2 separate regions of the Homo sapiens genome follow, and region 2 is linked to region 1. Evidence: read pairs that join two places in POLR2A ChIA-PET (ENCODE). Cell type or tissue: GM12878. All regions are shown on one strand. Links, peaks and the distances in the headings refer to the core of each region. The heading gives the core; the rest is flanking DNA.

Evidence for each region. Peaks named below come from ENCODE experiments on the same cell type or tissue, not always from the same donor. Only the 100,000 strongest peaks of a DNase experiment are listed, where the experiment ranks them.
Region 2: POLR2A ChIA-PET joins it to region 1 with 6 read pairs; 2 of 35 experiments call an interaction of 5 or more read pairs at or near these places.

Annotation. Positions count from the first base shown.
Region 1 is chr15:42,501,659-42,508,254 of GRCh38, reverse strand. All of the region lies in intron 1 of SNAP23 (synaptosome associated protein 23), which reads right to left. Among named protein-coding and RNA genes, the nearest start is that of SNAP23, 9.3 kb to the right of the region's middle. In GM12878, for the core only: no CTCF peak of the experiment used is centred there; a DNase peak (open chromatin) is centred at 2,994; H3K4me3 peaks cover 663 bases; H3K27ac peaks cover 2,071 bases.
Region 2 is chr15:41,687,352-41,693,947 of GRCh38, reverse strand. The region is part of intron 2 of MGA (MAX dimerization protein MGA); the gene reads right to left. MIR626 (microRNA 626) reads right to left here and starts at 2,363; the gene lies at 2,270-2,363. In GM12878, for the core only: no CTCF peak of the experiment used is centred there; no DNase peak of the experiment used is centred there.

The sequences.
Region 1 (6,596 bases), core at 1,694-4,193:
GCTTCACTCTGTCATCCAGGTTGGAGAGCGGTGGTGCAATCAGGTTCACTACAGCCTTGCCCTCCCAGGCTCAAGCAATCCTCCCATTTAGCCCCCTGAATAGCTGGGACTACAGGTGCATGCATCATGCCCGGCTAATTTTTAAGCTGTTTTATAGAGACAGGGTCTCACTATGTTATCCAGGCTGGTCTCAAACTTCTGAAACTTTTGGGGTCAAGCAATCCTCCCACCTCAGCCTCCCAAAGTTCTGGAATTACAGGGATGAGCTACCGTACCTGGCTGAATACCATATTTTCTATCTGCATTTGGTTATAGATGTGGAACCTGCTGATACGGAGGGCTGATTGTATTTACTGAAAAAAAAATTTACCTATAAGTGGACCCACGCAGTTCAAGCCCATGTTGTTCAAGGGTCAACTGTATATGAAAGTAACAGAGTCAAAGTAGAATTGTAAGGGGAAGGACAAAGACAGACAAGGAATAATACTCCTCAAGTTCTTATTGGTCTTTGTAAGTTTGCTGAGACGAGTCAGAGAGAATGTAACCTATAATTAGCTACATAGCCTTACTCATATTTATTATTCTCTGCAGACATTTTCCTTACGGAATCAGGAAAAGGTTACCCAGAATATTACAGAAAAGAGAACTGGTGGGGTGGGATGAAAAATAAAACATCAGTTGATACAAAGATGCCATTAAACGTACTTTTCTCAGATTTAATCTAATCTATTAAATACTTGTGTCATTTTTCCAGTGCTGCTGGGAACTTATACTATGCTAATAGTGTGCCTTTCAGAGGAAAATGCAAGATTTTTCTCAGTGCTTTTACACCCTATTTCTCATGCTATGGTTCACTTGGGCTTACTAAAAGACTCCTAATTTGACCTTTTTCTTTTCTAATTTAAACCTAGGCAGGGAAAGAAAAGTTCACTGAGTACCTCTTAGGCACCAGATACCCTACTAAGTATTTATCTACATCATTATCTTCATTATACTATTTTACAGATGGAGAAACTAAGGCTCAGTTTAGGTAACTTACCCAAGGCGGCTGTGTCAGTAAAGAGCAGATTGATTATTCAAGTCGGGATCTACTCGCAAATTAAGTATAATTCATGGTCTGATAAAGAGTCTTTCTGGAGCTGGGAGTGGTGGCACACGTCTGTAATCCCAGTACTTTAGGAGGCCAAGGCAGGAGGACTGCTTGAGGCCAGGAATTCAAGACCAGCCTGGGCAACATAGTGAGACCCGTTCTCTACAAATAATCAAAAAATTAGCTGGGCATGGGGCGCATGCCTGTAGTCCCAGCTACTCAGGAGGCTGAGGCACAAGAATCACTTGAACCTGGGAGGCAGAGGGTACAGTGAGCCGAGATGGCATCACTGTGCTCTAGCCTGGGCAACAGACCAAGACCCTGTTTCCAAAAAAAAAAAAAAAGTTTTTTCTGTTGACTGTATCCACCGCCCCCTTAACAAACAATAGATCATATGAGAGCTGCTGAATATTGGAAAATAGGTCAAGCAATCCTATATGATGGCTCATTTCAAAATTTCAGATGCTTTCTATAAGACCATGAAATTTTATCTCTTCTACAGACTCAAAGAAGACAGTTAAATTGAAGGAGAAATAGACCACAGTAATCATGGTTTTCAACTGTCTTCTATTATTTCAGAAGCTGAAAATAATCTACATTAATTTAGAAAATGAAAAGAAGTCTATTGGCTAGGCACAGCGGCTCATGCCTGTAACTCTGGCACTTTTGAGGGCTGAGGTAGGAAAACGGCTTGAGGCTAGTTTGAGACCAGCCTAGGCAACACAACAAGACTCTGTCTCCACAAAAAGTAACAACAAAAATAGCCAGGTGTGGTGACCAGTGCCTGTAGTCCCAGCTACTTGGGAGACTGAGTTAGGAGGTTCACTTGAGCCTGGGAGTTCAGGGCTGCAGTGAGCCATGATCCCCACTACACTCCAGCCTGCCTGACAGAGCAAGACCCCAAAGAAAGAAAAGAAATGGGCCGGTCACAGTGGCTCACGCCTATAATCCCAGCACTTTGGGAGGCCGAGGTTGGCGGATCACAAGCTCAGGAGTTCAAGACCAGCCATTGCCAAAATGGTGAAACCCCATCTCTACTAAAAATACAAAAATTAGCCAGGTGTGGTGGTGGGCGCCTGTAGTCCCAGCTACTCGGGAGGCTGAGGCAGGAGAATCGTTTGAACCCGGGAGGGAGTGGTTGCAGTTAGTCGAGATCATGCCACTACACTCCAGCCTGAGTGACAAGAGCAAGACTCTGTCTCAAAAAAAATAAAAAAGAAAGAAAAAAAAAGAAAAGAAAAGAAAGAAGGAAAAGAAATGGAAGGGAGGGAGGGAGGAAGGGAGGAGATAAGAAAACAAGCAAGCAAGAGGCCAGGTGCGGTGGCTCACGCCTGTAATCCCAGCACTCTGGAAGGCCAAGGTGGGCAGATCACCTAAGGTCAGGAGTTCAAGACCAGCCTGGCCAACATGGTGAAACCCCGTCTCTACTAAAAATACAAAAATTAGCCAGGCGTGGTGATGCACACCTATAATCCCAGCTACTCAGGAGGCTGAGACAGGAGAGTTGATTGAACCCGAGAGGCAAAGGTCGCAGTGAGCCGAGATCATGCCACTGTACTTCAGCCTGGGCAACAGCAAGACTCCGTCTCAAAAAAAAAAAAAAAAAATGCAAGCAGAAAGGAAGTAAAAGAAAAGAGAAGAAAAGAAGAAAGGAAAAGTAAATGAGCTTCTTGGAAAGAAATACACAGAAAAAAGGCCCTGGAATTTAAATAAGGCCTTGGAAGATCCATGTGGCTTCATTTGTAAAACTGGTGAGCTACTCAAGAAGTAATGAAGAAAGAGCACTTTAAATCACCATCAGGCCAGGCGTGGTGGCTCATGCCTGTAATCCCAGCACTGTGGGAGGCAGAGGTGGGCGGATCACTTGAGGCCAGTAGTTCAAGACCAGACTGCCCAATACGGTGAAACCCCAGCTCTACTAAAAAGAAAACACAAAAATTAGCCGAGTGCAGTAGTGCACGTCTGTGGCTTGAGCCTGGGAGGCAGAGGCTGCAGTGAGCCAAGACTCACTGCACTCCAGCCTGGGCAACAGAGCAAGACTGTCTGAAAAAAAAAGAAAAAAAAAATCACCATCAATTTCACAGGGTCTTGCAAAGAATGATTTTATAAGATAATTCTTTTTATACTGGTAAACAAGGATTTTGCAGCTAAAATATTCTACCAAATTAGTTTCCTGCCTTATTCCTTCTCTGAAAATTAATCACAATAAAGCTCCTCAATGAGTTACACTCAAAGGGTTTATTACTGTACTTTTAAGTTCAGCATTCTCTTTGGCTTGATAGAAGTCTACGTCCATGGTAACCAATGCATCCGCAGCAAGAGGAAACTTCTGTTTATAGCAGGATAGCATAGTGGGTGAGTGGGAATTCCAGCATATAAATTCCAGCCTCACAATGTATTTGTTGTGTGACCCCAAGTTAATTACCTAACACCACTAAAACTCGGTTTCTGTATTTGTAAAACAAGGATAACATTCTATTTTATAGTTTTGTTTTTTTTGTGAAGATTAAAAAGAGATGATCTACACAAAGTACTTAGTACAATGCCTTGCACATGGCCGGTGTTCAATGTTAGCCATTATATTAATATTTTTACTGAAGTGGAAATAAATAGTAGGCAAAACAAAAGGAAAGTAACAATGTTGAATATGAGTCACATTTATGTAAATGTAGCTGAAAGTAATAGCTACTAAATATTAATAGTTCCATCTGCAAGGCTAAATTTGAATATTAAAGTTGATGATATAAAGTATAGGCTATATACAACTTTTTTTTTGAGACAGAGTCTCACTTTTTATTTTATTTTATTTTACTTTATTTTATTTGAGACGGAGTCTCGCTCTGTTGCCCAGGCTGGAGTGCAGTGGTGCAATCTTAGGTCACTGCAACCTCTGCCCCAGGGTTCAAGTGATTCTCCTTCCCCAGTCTCCCGAGTAGCTGGGATTACAGGTGCCCACCACTACACCTGGCCCTTTTATTATATTATTATTTTTTTTTTTGTAGAGGCAGGGTCTCACTATGTTGCCCAGGCTGGTCTCAAACTCCTGGCCTCAAGTGATGCTCCTGGCTCAGCCTCCCAAAGTGCTGGGATTACATGTATGAGCCACTTTGCCTGGCAAGGGTCTCCTTTATGTTAAGGATGGCTTCCTCCTTTTACTTCCTCTCTGGGCTTTCCTTTCTATCTCCTTCTACACAAACAACTTTAACCATTTTTATATATAGGCCCCAAAACTATGCAAATATACATACATATTTTTTTCTCTTTTTAAAAACTCTTTTCTTTTTACCATACAAAGTCTATAACTCAAATGCAAATATACTAAGTACATCACAGAATCGTATCTACTAAACAGCTTGGTTTCAGGCCAGGCGCAGTGGCTCACATTTGTAATCCCAGCACTTTGGGAGGCCAAGGTGGGTGGATCACCTGAGGTCAGGAGTTTGAGACCAGACTGGCCAACATGGAAAAACCCCGTCTCTACTAAAAAATACCAAAGGCCGGGTATGGTGGCTCACGCCTGTAATCCTAGCACTTTGGGAGGCTGAGGAGGGCAGATCACTTGAGGTCATGGGTTCGAGACCAGCCTGGCCAACACGGCAAAACCCCGTCTCTACTAAAAATACAAAAATTAGCTGGGCGTGGTGGCATGTGCCTGTAATCCTAGCTACTTGGGAGGCTGAGGCAGGAAAATCACTTGAACCCAGGAGGCAGAGGTTGCAGTGAGTCGAGATTGTGCCACTGTACTCCAGCCTGGGCAACGGAGTGAGACACCATCTCAAAAAAAAAAAAAAAAAAATTAGCCAGGCGTGGTGGCGGGCACCTGTAATCCCAGCTACTCAGGAGGCTAAGGCAGGAGAATCACTTGAACCCGGGAGGCGGAGGTTGCAGTTAGCCGAGATCGCACCGCTGCACTCCAGCCTCAGCGACAGAGCGAGACTCCATCTTAAAAAACAACACGAAAAAACAAAACAAACAAAAATCAGCTTGGTTTCAAAGTACACTGAAGCACAAGATTCAAGACAGAAATCATATTAACAAATGGGAAAGTCCCACTAAAAATCAGGAACCAAAAAGAAAACCAAAATTACATTTTCAGGCCTATAGTCCCAGCTACTCAGGAAGCTGAGGCAGGAGGATCACCTGAGCCCAGGAGTTTAAATGTAACCTGGGCAACATAGCAAGACCCTGACTCTAATTACAAAAAAAATTAAACTTCAGTTTTACAGAAGCACCTATGGTAACTTAATTGCTTGATGTCCAACGCCTGGTCTTCAAGTCCCTGTCAAATTAGGAACTTCCACAATTCTACTCTAAGTGACCCAGGAGTAATACTGGGGAGGTAGATGTAGGTTTGATTGTAATCAATTTTATTAACCCTATCAATGAGAATGGTTATGTGAACAGAAAGGGGACGTTCTATGTGAAAGATAAGAACGGGGCTCAAGAGCCAGAAGCTGGCAATCTACCCAGGAAGAGACAATGTGGCAGGCATAAGTGTGGTATCTGCCAGGGAGATACCAAGTACGGGGTGAGATTAATTGGCAAGGATTCACCCTGCCTGAATGAAATATTCACCGAAACCATCCACATAGTTTAGCTCTGATTAAGTTCACTTAGATGCTTTATTTATTTATTTATTTATTTAGGTAGATATAGGGTGGCTCACTATGTTGCCCAGGCTGGTCTTGAACTCCTGGCCTCAAGCAATCCTTCTGTCTTGGACTCCCAAAATGCCAGAAGGCGTGAGACACCACACCCAGCCACTTTGATGCTTTCTGGTTAGTTTTTCAAATATTCCGATATTAAGAGTCAGAAGCTACAGACAGCGAATATAAGCACTCTGCCGGGCGCAGTGGCTCATGCCTGTAATCCCAGCACTTTGGGAGGCTGAGGCAGGCGGATCACGAGGTCAGGAGATCGAGACCATCCTGGCTAACAAGGTGAAACCGTCTCTACTAAAAAACAGAAAATTAGCCGGGCGTGGTAGTGGGCGCCTGTAGTCCCAGCTACTCAGGAGGCTGAGGCAGGAGAATGGCGTGAACCTGGGAGGCAGAGCTTGCAGTCAGCCAAGATCGCGCCACTGCACTCCAGCCTAGGCGACAGAGCGAGACTCCGTCTCAAAAAAAAAAAAAAAAAAAGAGAGAATATAAGCACTCACGTCCCTGGAAAGGATACCCCCAACAGAAAAGAGTGGCATTCTTGCTTATACAAAAGACAACATAGTATAGTAGTTATGTGCCCAATATCTGAAGGCATAATGGTTTCAAATCCTGATTACTGTTAACTTTTCTGTGCTTCAGTTTCCTCATTAAATGAGAATAATGCTTACTTTAAGTGTTGTTACATGGATTGAGCTAATTCAAGCACAGTATTTAGAGCAGTGCCTGGCACACAGTGCTCAATAAAACTATTATAACTTTTCATAATAATTATGAAATATCTCTCGTGATTTTGGCCAGGCATGATGGCTCATGCTTACAATCTCAGCACATTAGGAGGCCAAAGC
Region 2 (6,596 bases), core at 1,430-3,929, 810 kb after region 1:
TTGAGGGGCAAAATCACAAGAAAAGGCAATAAAATTAAATATCCCCAATAATCGAGACACTTTCACATCCATTACTTTTATTACTGAATTTATCTTCCTAAAATATTGAACTATATTGACGTTACTTGCCTGTCCAAAAGCATTTCAAAGGCTTCTGAAACTAAAGAAAAAAGTATAAATATCTGGGATGCTTTTCTAAGCCCAATATAATTTATCCTCAGCCATTTCAGCCTCATCTTAAACAATAACCTGCAGTATACTCCATAGGATCCAATCACACAGAAAATATTACATTAGTGTCTCAGTCCAATAAAATACATTTTCAACACCAAGCCATCATTAATGAAGTACTATTTTTTTCACTACTTGCTAACCCAGTGTCTTCATAAAACTTTATAAAACTTAAAATAGGCACAAGCAACCATTACATGAATGTGTAGTTACTTGTTCCTTGCACAATTTCTACTTAAGATTTTAACCTTACTTGAAAATCCTCCATCATCATTCTCAGTAAACTATCACAAGAACGAAAAACCAAACACCGCATATTCTCACTCATAGGTGGGAATTGAACAATGAGAACGCATGGACACAGAAAGGGGAACATCACACTTTGGGGACTGTTGTGGGGTGGGGGGAGGGGGGAGGGATAGCATTGGGAGATATACCTAATGCTAGATGACGAGTTAGTGGGTGCAGTGCACCAGCATGGCACATGTATACATATGTAACTAACCTGCACATTGTGCACATGTACCCTAAAACTTCAAGTATAATAATAATAAAAAAAAGAAAATCCTCCAATAGAAGCCGGGTGTGGTGGCTCGTGCCTGTAATCCTAACACTTTGGGAGGCCGAGGCAGGCAGACTGCCTGAGCTCAGGAGTTTGAGACCACTCTGGGGGCAACATGGTGAAACCTCATCTGTACTAAAATATTTTTTAAAAAATTGGCTGGGCGCAGTGGCTCACGCCTATAATCCTAGCACTTTGGGAGGCTGATGCAGGTGGACTACCTGAGGTCAGGAGTTCAACATGGTAAAACCCCGTCTCTACTAAAAATACAAAACATTAGCTGGATGCAGTGGCACACACCTGTAATCCCAGCTACTCGGGAGGCTGAGGCTGGAAAATCGCTTGAAACCAGGAGGCAGAGGTTGCAGTGAGCCAAGATCGCACCACTGCACTCCAGCCTGGGTGACAGAGTGAGACTCCGTCTCAAAAAAAGAAAAAGGAAATCCTCCAATGGAAGATTTCCACCTCCAGTTAGAATGTGGAAGATCACAAAATATCATCACTTTTGCCATAACCATGAGAAAACACTAAATTATTTTTCTTACAAGATACTGAAGACCTCTAGACATAAATAAGCCTAAATGAAGTGAATTACAGAAGAAGATCAGCCTTCTCTAGGTGACCGGAGATAGCTACTGCTTTCAACCCTAAGCAGCATTTGCACTGTGTGAAGATACAGTAAGGAGAGAAAAAAGCAACTATAGGCAAAGGATCTTTGCAAAAACACAGAGAAACCAACTTTTAATGCCCGAGCATGGGCAGAATCTCGAGGACCCCAAATAGGAAACTAGTCCTCACTGCTGTCCAATTACCACCCCCTCCAGAGGACTTCTGCAGAACAAACAGCAGTGCCGCAGAAAGGCTGGCCTGGAAATAAGAGAACATGTAGTCTACCAATGCTTAGGTCCTAAGGTCCTGCCAGGGATAGGAGACCAACCACTCCTCCCTTGACACAGCTGAAACGAGAGGTGAGCTGAAATTTACTAAAATAGGAAGCCACTTGAAATCACCTAGACTGAAGGACAGAGAAACAAACAAAACAAAACAAAACAAAAAAGTGTCAGAGATCTCTGGGACAACATAAAATGATCTAACATACTAGTAACTGCCCTGCCAAAAAGACAAGAGAAACAAAGTGAAGAAATACTTGAAGAGAAAATGAACAAAAATCTTCCAAAAGCAAAAGATTTTAACCCACAGATCCAAGAAGCTCAGTAAGCAACAATGGGGACGAATAGAAGGAAAAAAAAAAAGTCATATCTAGGCACATCAAGGTCAGGCTGCTGAAAATGAAAGATGAAGAGAAAAATACTGAAAGCAGCAGAGGGAAAAACAGACATTACACTGGAGGAACAACAAAGAGAACAACAGACTGACTAGTGACTCAATGGAAACTATGTAAGTCAGAAGACAATATACTTTACCGCCAATCATGAAGTGTTGAAAGAAAAACTAATGTTCTATACCTACCAAAAGAAGCCTTTAAAATTGAAGACATTTTCAGACAGCTGAGATCATTCAGATTGCATAAAAATACTCCTCAGCTCTCAAATAAGACAAATATATCAGTTCTTGCCACGTCTACTTACTTGTACTAGAGATTCTATCAGGATGATTAGGCAAGAAAAAGAAATAAAAGGCATCCAGATTGTAGAGGAAAAAGCAAAACTATCTCTATTCACAGGTAAATGATCTTGTATATGGAAAATACTAAAGAATCCACTAAAAAACTATTAGAACTAATAAATCAGTTTAGCAAGATTCCAGGATCCAAGACACACACACACACAAATTGTTTTTCTACAAACTAGCAATGAATGTCAAAAGTGAAATGAGGAAGTAATTCCATTTTACAATAGCATCAACAAGAATAAAATATTTAGGAATAAATTTAACAAAAGAAGTTTAAGACTTATACATGGAAAACTATAAAACACTGTTGAAACAAATTAAAGACCAAAATAAATAGAAAAATATCCCACGTTTATGGACAAAAAATATTTCATATTGGTAAAACAGCAATAATCCCTAAAGTGATCTACAAATTCAATGCAGTATCTACCAAAACTCCATCTGTGATTTTTTTTTTCAGAAAGGGACAAACTGACCCTAAAATTCACAAGAAAATGCAAGGGAGCCACCAAAAAAAAAAAAAAAAAACAAAGCAATCTTGAAAATTAGAAACAAAGTTCTCAGAGGACTCACACTTCCAGGTTTCAGCTTAGTACAAAGCTACAGTAATTAAGACAGTGTGTCTATTAGTTTGGTTTGGTTTTGAGACAAGGTCCCACTGTGTCACCTAGGCTAGAGTGCAATGGTGCAATCATACCTCACTGCAACCTCAAATTCCTGGAAACAAGTGATCCTCCCACTTTAGCCTCTCGAGTAGCTGGGACTACAGACACATACCACCACACCACTCAGCTATTATTTTTATTTTTTTGTAGAGACAGGTTCTCTTTAGTAGAGACAGGGTTTCACCATGTTGACCAGGCTGGTCTCAAACTCCTGGGCTCAAGCTATCCTACTGCCTTGGCCTCCCAAAGTGCTGAGATTTTAAGCATGATCCACCGTGCCCAGTCAACAGTGTGATATTGACATTAAGACTAGATATACAGATCAACTAACAGAATTGAGAGTCCAGAAATAAATGCCCACATTTATGTCAACTGATTCAATTGCCAAGGTGCCAAGACAATTCAAGAGAGGAAAGAATGGTCTTTTCAACACCAAAAAACTGTGTTCACGCAAAGACTTGTATACAAATGTTCACAGCAACATTATTCGTAACAGCCAAAAACTAAAAACCTTACTGTCCAACTGATGAATAAAAAAAATGTGGTAATGTCCACACAATATTATTTGACAATAAAAAGAAACGAAGTACAGATACATGCTACACATGGATGAACCTTAAAAACATCAAGCTAAGTAAAACAAGCCAGGCACAAAAGACCACATATTAAATGATTCCATTTATATAAAATATCCAAAATAGGCAAATCTACAGAGACAGAGACAGGTGGTTGTGTTGGATTGGGTGGAGCTGGGGAGTGGTTGAGGGAAAATGGGAAGTTACTTTTAATGGGTTTTCTTTCTGGGGTGCTGGTAATGTCCTAAAACTGACTGCAGCACTGAAGTAACGGTTGTGCAATCCTGTGAATATATTAAAAACCATTGAACTCTACACTTTCAGTTGGTAGGTGAATTTTATGTAGATTTTATTGTATGTGAATTATATCTCAATTTTTAAAGTTTTTAAAAAATAACTATTAAAGGAAGTTCTTCAGACTGTTAGAAAATGAAACAATATGGGCCAGGTGTGGTGGCTGAGGCTGAGGTGGACAGATCACTTGAGGCCAGGAGTTCAAGACCAGCCTGGCCTACATGGCAAAACCCTGTCTCTACTAAAAATACAAAAATTAGTCGGGTGTGGTGGTGCATACCTGTAGTCCCAGCTACTCAGGAGGCTAAAGCAGGAAAATCACCTGAACCTGGTAGGCAGAGGTTGCAGTGAGCTGAGATCACATCACTGCACTCCAGCCTGGGTGACAGAGTGAGACTCTATCTCAAAAAAAAGAAAAAAAAAAAAGAAAAAGAAAATGAACCAAAATAAACACAGATCCAGAAACAGATGAAAACAAATAAATAAATACGTAAATATAAAAGACTTTTCTTATATTATTTAAATGACTACTGACTTTTTTTATTTTTAAGGAGAGAAGGAGAGAGGGAAAGAGGAGAAAGAGAGGGAGAGAGAAAGAAAAGGAGAGAAGGAGAAAGGGAGAAAGGAAGGGAGGAAGGAGGAGGGAGAAGAGAGGGAGAGAGGTAGGGAGAGAAAGGAAGAGGGAGAGAGGGTAAGGGAAGGCAAGAGAGGATGAGAGCGAGCCACAGAGAGAGGGAGAGGGTACACACCAACTACTGACTGTTTAAAGCAAATAAAGTAACAAGGTTTAGAGGCTTATATCACATAGAAGGACATCAAATATAAGTGCATTAGCAGTTCATTATTCAAATTATATTCAATAAATTAAGGATGCACATTGTAATCCATATAACACTGCTATATACTGAATTGTGTCCCCCACCAAATTTGTATGTGGAAGCCCAAACAGGGCTTTAGGAGAAAATTAGGGTTAAAAGAGGTTTTAAGGGTAGGACTCTAATCCAACAGGATGGTGGGCTTATAAGAAGAGGAAGAGAGACATCCCCCGCTCCCCCCATGTGTGGACATAATAAGAAAGCAGCTATATATGTATACAAGCCAAGATGAGACATGAGAAACCAAACCCTGCCAGAACTTTGATCTTGGACTTTCTAGCCTCCAGAACTGTGAAAAAAATAAAACTTCTGTTGCTTAAGCCAGCCAATCTACGATATTTTGTTATGGCAGCCTGAGTAGACAAATGCAACCACTAAAAAAATTACAAAGAGGTAATTTTTATATAAATGGAATTTGAAAAGCTCAATCCACACAAAAACAGGGAAAGATAAACAGATAAGAGAAGCAGGAAATAGCAAGATGACATGGTTAAAACTCAGCTACATAAGTAATGGCATTAAATGTAAATGAACAAAACAGTCCAATTAAAAGCCAAAGGTTAAAACAGTGGATAAAGAAACAAGTCCAACTATCAGCTATTTAAAAGAGTCGCAATGTAAATTCAAGGAAGAAGAATTAAAGTACAAGGAGGGAAAAAGATAAACCATGCAAAAACTTATTAGAAGGAAACCAATATGGCTCAATAACATCAAACAAAGTAGACTTTAAAATAAGGAGTTTTAGGCTGGGCACGGTGGCTCATGTCTATAATCTCAGCACTCTGGTAGGCAGGTGGATCACCTGAGCTCAGGAGTTCAAGACCAGCCTGGGCAACACAGTGAAACCCCATCTCTACTAAAATACAAAAAATTAGGTTGGCATGGCAGTGTGTGCCAGTAATCACAGCTACTTGGGAAGCTGAGGCAGGAGAATCGCTTGAACCCGGGAGGCAGATGTTGCAGTGAGCCAACATCGCACCACTGCACTCCAGCCTCAGTGACAGAGCGAGGTTCCATCTCAAAATAAAATAGTTTTATCAGAGATAAAGAGGCACATAATTAAAATTTTGAGTTCAATTAACCAAGAAAACATAAACAACCCTAGAAGTATATGTACCTAATCATATATTAGCTTCAAAGTATTTGAAGCAAAAATCTATAGTACCAAAAAGAGAAACAGACAAATCCACAAATACGGTGGGAGATTTTAACCCATCTTTCTCAGTAACTGACATTAAAAAAATCAGGACAGAAGAACTGAATAACACTATCAATCAAACTTACTTGATAAGCCTTTATAGAATATTATATCCAACAACTGTACAATACACACATCCTTTTCAAGTATACATGAAGTATCAATCAGAAACAGATGACACCCTAGACAATAAAGCAAACCCTTGATAATTTCCAAAGGTTTTAAGCCATATGTTCTTTGACAACAACGGAATCAAACTACAAATCAGTAACAAACTTATCAACATACCAAATGTGTAGAATGTACCTAAAGTAGTGCTCAAGAGTCAAACGAATAGTTTAAAATACATACAAATGAAAAAGTCTAAAATCAATTATCTAAGACAGGAGTTGATCATTTTTTTCTGTAAAGGGCTAAACAGTAAAAATTTTAGGCTTTGCATTCCATACAGTCTCTACTGCAACTACTCAAGCTACAGACAATACATAAACAAAATAAAATAAATACAAATACAAAATACAAATACAAAAGACAAGCATGACTGTCTTCCAAAAAACAGGACAC